2 separate regions of the Mus musculus genome follow, and region 1 is linked to region 2. Evidence: chromatin contacts called from ENCODE POLR2A ChIA-PET data. All regions are on one chromosome and are shown on one strand. The core of a region is the stretch at or near the end of the contact, and the rest is flanking DNA. Distances in the headings are between cores, read along the strand shown.

What was found. ChIA-PET counts read pairs that join two places held with the same protein, here RNA polymerase II (POLR2A).
Region 1: POLR2A ChIA-PET joins it to region 2 with 16 read pairs in embryonic stem cell. The contact joins the promoter of Rps16 here to the promoter of Dyrk1b in region 2. POLR2A ChIA-PET finds 5 or more read pairs at or near these places in 4 of 5 experiments (Patski and embryonic stem cell).

The regions. Positions count from the first base shown.
Region 1 is chr7:28,347,948-28,352,001 of GRCm38, reverse strand. It overlaps Rps16 (ribosomal protein S16), which reads right to left and starts at 1,313. Exons shown (of 5, transcript NM_013647.2): 1 at 1,151-1,313; 2 at 909-1,010. The coding sequence starts at 1,198. AF357399 (snoRNA AF357399) reads right to left here and starts at 462; the gene lies at 369-462.
Region 2 is chr7:28,178,494-28,182,280 of GRCm38, reverse strand. It overlaps Dyrk1b (dual-specificity tyrosine-(Y)-phosphorylation regulated kinase 1b), which reads right to left and starts at 1,965. Exons shown (of 11, transcript NM_001271370.1): 1 at 1,855-1,965; 2 at 609-772. The coding sequence starts at 1,933. Fbl (fibrillarin) reads right to left here. Exons shown (of 9, transcript NM_007991.3): 8 at 3,238-3,383; 9 at 3,012-3,150. The coding sequence ends at 3,126.

The sequences.
Region 1 (4,054 bases), core at 64-2,563, 170 kb before region 2:
ACCAGAAGAGGGCCTGAGACACCGAGGAGCTGGAATCATGGAGTGACAGGCAACTATGAACTTCCCCAAACAGGAAGCAAGGTCAGACAGGTCCACTGTTCTCACAGTGGTCATTCCATCTTCTCTTTGGATCAAATTTGTCCAATACCTAGGACCAGTCTATCCAGAAGCTCCCCGAGTGGCAGGCCTAGAGCCACCTCCATCACTGGTGTTGGCCCAATTCACAACACAGGGTACACACACCAATCGTTCAAATAAACTGACAGACTGTCCTTTTTAGTCACCTGACAGACTTGGATTAGACTAAGCACGGGGGTCTAGTGGCATTAACATCAACACTACCATTAGAATGCATTGTCTGCAAGGTATGATATTCCTTCTTACATGTACCAAAACTCATACAACAATGAGTTCTGGGTTGCAAAAGAGGATTTGTTCTTGCACTTGTTTTCCAGTTTTTGCCCACTAGTTCAACAAAAACCCATACAAGTGCTACCAATGTTAGACTTCAGAGGACTCCTATTGTATTTTTCAAGGTTCCACGTTGTAGCCCCATGCTGACCTAAACGGCGGCGCTTTGGATTCGTAACTCGTAGTATGCTATCCTCCAAGGAGCTAGGAGTATACACATGAGCTGTAAACTCATACTTCTAGACCAGAAATCGTCAATTAGGTCGGATACACTGTGCTATTCTCCTGGCCACGGGCCCCTCGCATCTGGAGAGCTTCGAGGTTATAGAATAGGCCACGTTTTCATGTATTTTACCAGCTCCGACTTCATCTTTCCCGAGCCCAGGTTAAGGTCTACCGCGAGGTAAGCCATCCTCCTTCCCCCACCTCAACTCCCTATCATCCCGGGGCCTTCCCTTCCGTCTCGCCACCCGGACGCCCATGCCCGACCCCAACACCTTGTACTGCAGCGTGCGCGGCTCGATCATCTCCAGGGGACGTCCGTTCACCTTGATGAGCCCATTTCCCCGTTTGCAGTGGGCCACAGCCGTGGCTGTTTTCTGTGAAGGGCGAGGGAGACGGCGGGGCCGTGTGAGCGCGGGACCCTGGCTCAGCGGGCCCCAGCTCATCATGTCACCCAGCCAGGGCCTTCTCACCCCCCTCCCCACCCCCACCTCTTTCTATGCCGCCCCTGGCACACCTTGCGTCCGAAGACCTGCACGGACTGCAGCGGACCCTTGGACGGCATAGCTCCGAGCACAAGCACGAGCTCCACACCGCGCAGCGCCGCGACCGGAAAAGGGAAGCGCGGGGCCAACCCAGCCGATTTTTCAGGGTCTGCGCAGGCGCATTGAGTGCTACGTCACGACAGAAGCGGGCTTTACGGCTGACGTCGAAGCCTGAGAGGGGACGTGTGAATTGCGGCGGGAACGCCTTCAGGCAAGGGAGGGGGCGGTGTCGGAGGGGAAGGGGCGGAGCTGTGCGGGACCCGGAGGGTGGGGACTCCGTCCAGAACTCGGAAGATGGGGCTGGCCTCCTTTTTCCATTGCTTTTCCGCAGCCTTGGTCTTGACTTTCGGCCAGTTCTTATAGACATTCCTGCTCTTCGATGCTCTCCTTCGGCGCTTCTCCAGGCCGATTCTCACCCTCTTCCTCCCACCCTTTCCCAGGATCCCCATCCCATCGGAGTCTTCCCGCATCCACTATGCTAAGTCAAGCTGGCTTTTCAGAATCTTGCCTCCAGAACCCTCTTTCCTAGCCCTTACGATCCCCCGTCGCGAATCAGCCTTTCACCAGAATTGCCTTCCTCTTCTTCCCAGGAAACCTGACCCCTTAAAAGCCCTTTCCAGCGCTCTCCTAAATAAACTTCTCTTGCCTTCTGGTTGTGCCTTATATACGTTTTTTTTCCTCACAGACTCGGGCCTTCGCCTGCTTTCGCTGCCAAAATTAACTACCTCTTTGGTGGCTCCTCTCCCCAGCAACTGCTCCAGGGACATTGTTCTCCCAGCTTGACCCTCCCCTAGAGAACTACCCTCAGGACCTGTCTTCAGGGCAGTTATCTTAGATCATTATCCAGAATCCTCCAAGTAGCCTTGTTTTAAGATTTAATACTTTTTTCGAGGGCAGGTTCCCGAGGGAGGCCTCCAATCTCCTTGGAAATGTAGTTACAGGGTGTCTGAGCCACACCCAACTTGTGTACCTGTAACCAAACTCAGGTCCTCTCTAGGAAAAGCAGTTAGTGCTTTTAACCACCATCTTTCCAACTTCCAAGTGACCGTAATGCTCCTCTAAACCCTCCGCTCTATGTGTTTACTCCACAGAATTCTCCAGCCTACCAACCTGAGGAAAACCAGCTTTTAACTTTTCCATAGTACCCACCCCAGAATTGTTCTAAGTCACTGGGCAACAGCTTCTCAGGATTGCCTCAGTTTCTCTTGCAGCACAGGGTGTGGAGGACATTAAGGGATGTGGAGACATTTGGAAGGCAGAGTTGTCAACAAAAAGACTAGGTATGGTCATGTGCACCTGTAACACTAACACTTGGAAGGAGGAGGAAGGGTCAGGAGGAATCCCGACGCCATCCTCTCCTCATTATGAATATCTGGCCAGCCTGGGCTACATGTGACCCTGCTTCAGAAAGAAAAGAAACTAGCTAGCGAAATGCCCAAGCCTGAGGGCCCGAGTTTGGTTCCTGGGACTCACAGAGTAGAAGGAGAGAACAAACTCCTGCAGGCTGTCTTCCAAGCTCCACATGTGCACGCGCATACACAGACACACACTTGAATGTAATAAGATGGAAGACACACAGTGGATCTCTGGATTAAAGGTCAGTGCTCCAGGCCAGCCCAAACCAAAGCATAGCACTGTCCACACTGGCGTGACCATGCCTTGGCAGTGGTAACTCCTTCTTGGAGCTGGGAAGTTAGGGGAAAACCACTGGGCTCTGTGTGCAAGCAGTTATGCATGCTTGAACACGCTCACAGGAAACAGTAGGGCTGATGTTCTGGATTTCTGACCCACTACCACAATCTTCAGCAGATAAACGTCTTTCAGACACATAAGTGATAATCATGTTGATTACAGTCACACTTAAACAGCGCTTGCTCTTCGCCAGGTGCTGATCTACTCTAAATGTGCCGAGTGCGTTGGCGAGTGTTCTCTCTAGGCTGGCTAACTCCGAGGTGGGCAGACATATGATGGCTACACAGCACAATATTTGTCCTGGACATCATAGATTCATATTTGTCAACTTCCAGCAGATGGCAGTAAAATTCTTTGTCCTGCCCTGGTGGGTCCTTCTGTCCACCCACTCCCTTACAGCCCACCCCCTACTCCCCTGCTCCATCTCTCAATTTCTTTTGGAGTCCAGTCTGGCTGGAAGTCACAATATAGCTAAGGAGAAGCTGACTTTGAATCCCTGATCCTCCTGCCTCCACCTCCCCAGTACGGGGACTACAGATGTGTATGTACTTCTGCATCCAGTTTTAAGTGTCTTAAGGAAAGGGCGCATCTTTTTCCTTTTGTTTGTTTGTTTTTTGTTTTTCGAGACAGGGTTTCTCTGTATAGTCCTGGCTGTCCTGGAACTCACTTTGTAGACCAGGCTGGCCTCAAACTCAGAAATCTGCCTGCCTCTGCCTCCAGAGTGCTGGGCCACCATGCCCGGCATTTGAGTGTGTTTTAAGATTTCTTTTACTAGCCAGGCCATGGTAGTGCACGCCTTTAATCCCAGCACTTGGGAGGCAGAGGCATGCGGAGTTCTGAGTTTGAGGATAGCCAGGGCCTCACAGAGAAACCCTGTCTCAAAAAACAAACAAAAAGATTTATGCTCCCTCTCTCACTCTCTTCCCCTCCTCTCCCCTCCTTCCCCTCTCCTGTGTGTGTGTGTGTGTGTGTGTGTGTGTGTGTGTGTGTGTGTGTGTGTGTGTACACAGACCCAAAGAAGTCAGGTACCCAGGTACCCAAAGAGGTTGGAAGAAGGCATCAAATCCGCTGGATTTACAGTCAGTGTGAGCTTCCCAACAGAACGTCACAACTGAACATGAGCCATACAATCTCTGAACTGCTGAGCCATCTCTCTCCAGCACACTCTATGAGTGTTGTGAAAC
Region 2 (3,787 bases), core at 716-3,215:
TGACCATGCCTACATTTCTCTAGCTCCGATCCCACCTGTAGAGCACAAGCACACTGTGTGGGCTCCCCATTCATCTGTTCATTATGTGAAATGAGTGATTTACCTCTGGCCTTCCATTCTGCCCCAGGTCAGCTCTTTTGCTCCATATCTGGGTGTTTACCCCTGAATCTTTGCACCTGAGACCACCATTATGGGGAACCATGCCAATGAATTCCCTGTATCCATGTCCTCACTCTCAAGTGAGTGTTTCTGCCCAGTTACAAAGCTCCTGGACTGGGTTAGTCTCCCTGGTCTCAGCTTATTCTCATTTCCACCCCCCTCGACATCTCTCTCATGCCCCTTACTCCAGACCTCGTTCTTGTTGTGAACCTTCAGACCTGTGTTCCTGTCTGCTCTGTGCCAGTGACAGTTCTGACCCAAGACACACATTACACTTCAAAACCATGCTGTGAGAGGGCAGGCCACGGAGAAGCTCAAGGATTCCGTCCTCAGCAGGAATGAGGGTGGACTGTGAGGCCTCCAAAGTCCCCAGAGATCCTCCAACAATCATGCTCTTGTCTGGAGACCCTTCAATCCTCAGGCAGGTGAGAAGCCAGCTGAATGCCTACCTGTGTGTGTTCCTGGGGCCCCGGAAAGCCAGAGAAAGGACCATGGCCTGGTGGGACGGCCATGGTGGGCTCAGAGGGCCGCAGGGGCGTGAGGCCTGGAGCGGGAGCCCGGCCGGGGGGCGCCTTCTCGCATCCTGCACCTCGGCTGCCACCGCCGCTGAGACCTGAGAGCAGGTAGGAAGTGGGAAGACAACATGGAACAAGAAGGCATGTAGGTCAGGGTCAGTCAGAAGAGGTGGGTATGAGTTAGGGGCAGGACCAGGGGGAGACAGGGGACAGGGCAGAGCACCAGCACCAGGTAGCCATGTACAAACAGAAAGGGTAGCAAGTGGGTTAGCACAGCGTGTCTCTCAACAAATGAGGAGCCAAAAAAAATGAATGAAGCATCACATCCAGAGATGTAAAAGGGAGCCATCAGAGCCAGACAGGGGTGGGAGAGGGTGGGTACAAGGCCAGGGCAGGAGGGATAGAAAGAGGCCAGGAATTAGGAGAGCAAAAGAAGGCAGAAACCGTGTAGAGTCTGGGCAGTAGAACTCAGTCCTTCAAAATTTTACTGGTGGCCAGCCTGAGTCCCTCAGATAAGGCCCCGCCCTCACACCGTCTTCCCTCAACACCAAGGGCCCAATTTCAAGCCCAGTCTACCCACTAGTTTCTTTCTATTCTAAAGAACATAGCAGTCCTTATGGACCTCCCAGCAAACCCAAGGTTATCTGAGAACTCCTTTACATGCAAGCTATAGATGTTTCAACCACCTCGGCACTTTCCCCTGGGACCGACTCCATACTCCAAGACCGCTCCCTGCTCCCTATATGAGGTCTCTGGAACCAGAGATCCTTCTTTTAAGCAGTCTATATTTATCCCACTAGGATTCCCCCATTACTCCAAGACCCCTACTCCTCAGGAAAACAAGGGAGAGGTGTCATTTTTCAACATCTAAGAGTCACGGTCTTTTTCTTCTTTACCCTGAGGTCCTTGCTAGCTCCTCTATTTCTACGCTGGGTCATTCCACAATTGAGCCTATTCCTAGAAGGGCCTGACAGCCAAATCCCTAAATATCGCACAAGACTTCACTCACTAAAAGTGTCCTTCGGAACAAAATCCCCTTCTTAGGAGCCTCCCCCTTGTCAGATCCCCTTCTATGCTATGTCTTGCCACTCCAGGTCCCCTTTATTGGGGCTTCACAGATAAACAACCTCTTCCCGAGCCCTCCCACACTAGGACCAGCTCTTACAGCTCCCACCCCTACCCGGGTCAGGGATGGCGCTGGGCCCACGGGGGGCTGGAGCGCGATGGGGACCCCAGTGCGGTGGGCGAGCGGCCAGCATGGCGGCGGTGGTGGTGGCGGCGGCGATGAGGAGGTGGCCGCCTGTCCCCGGCCCGGCTAGCCTAGCCAGCCCCGCGGCGGTGAGGGCAAGCGGGACAGGCGGCCCGGTGGGTGACAACAGCAGCCGCCGCCACTGCCACCGAGGGGGAGGGGCGGGGAAAGGAGGGGACGAGGGTCAGACCAGGGCACGCGGGGGAAGGGGACAGCAGGTGGACGGGGGAGGGGCGGGTTAACCCTCGCCCTACGGCCCAGCCCCGCCCCGCGTGGCCACCCGCCCCCAGGGACCCTGGCGTCCCGCCCCCCACCCGGCAGGCCCGCCCCGGCCAGTGGAGTCCCGGCGGGCGGGGCCCAAGAGAGCCCGGCAGGCCGCACCTCCCATGGCAACAACCGCGCCATTGGTTGTTGCTGCCAAGAGCTTAACCAATTAGCACTCAGGGCAGCTGTTGCTAGGCGACAGCGAAGCGGCCAGCGCAGCCGAGCCCAAACAAAGGGCGGGAGTGGGGCCTGGCTGCCCCCTCCCCGACTCCCTCTCAGGACGGCTCCCTCGGGCTCAGCCTCTTCCAGGAATCCAGCTATGAAGAGCCGGACTCCGCTGCAACGGCCCAAAGCCCCCTCCTTTCCCTTGCTAAATCTCGCGGGGACGGGCAGGGCGGTTCCCGGCCTGCCCCCCACCCAAGCGTGCCGCCCCGCCCGTCGCAGCACCCTTACCTGAGGGCGTGGGTAAGGGGATTCAAACTGCTCGGGGAGCCCGAGCTCAGACCTGCCCACTGGCTGAGGGTGTCCGGTGGACGCGGCGAGCCAGGGCCCCGATTACCCAGTAATGCAACCAGCAAAATGGCGACCACAACAAACCGGCCCCCCTGCCCCGGCTCCGCCCCCACATCATTCACGTGACCTAGCGGAGCACAGTGCGCCTGCGCCTTAAGGGTGCTGAGCCGCGCACGTGCGGAGCAGCCACCAATGGAGCATGCACCATGTGACCGGATGAAACTTTCCAGGCACCACCCCCCGAAGCACACAAAGTTGATCAAGGGCGCATGCGTCTCGAGGCCACTTAGCAATAGGCACCAGACAGGGGAGACAGATGAGTCTTTTAATAGAAAAACAAAACAACTCCCCCGCCCCCAAAAAATCACAAGCCACACGTGCAACAGTAACAACACACATCTCTTCAATCCAGACAGCTCTGAGTTTCAGTTCTTCACCTTGGGAGGTGGCCTGTGAGGAAATCAGAGGGGGTCGAGTTGTAACCACTTTTGGCTTCTCAGGGCCACAGGTAAGGGAGAGGTCTGTTGTGACACTCACCTGTACACACCGACAACCACGGCGTGGTCTCGCTCATAAGGCTCTAGCGTCAGCTGCTCCTGCGGCTTCATGTTCTCCTGCTGCATCTTCTTCACTTCAGATGCAAACACAGCCTCTGCTGACGCAGTGGAGTCAATGCAGTTGGCCTAGAAAGGAGTCAGGACTAAGTTACAGATTTGGAGACCCAGGCTTTCCCAATTTTCTAACTTCATTAAAGAAGTTTTAATTTGGCTCACATTGGAAACAGGTTATTTCATTTATCTAAGGCAGTGTTTAAGGTCAGGAATTTTCTTCCATATCCTGGAAGCCCAGCTGGCAAAAACAGAACAAATGTAGCAATAGCAGCCTGGTCTACAGAGTTGAGTTCCAGGACAGCCAGGGCTATACAGAGAAAACTCTGTCTTGAAAAAACAAAAACAAAACAAAACAAAAAAAAAACCCAAAAACAAGTGTAGCAATAGGTTGGCCAGTTTTGAACATGGTGAGGATGCGCGAGAGTTTTCCCTATTTAAAATTAAAATGTTTTGAAAAATGTACCTGCTGCAGTTAA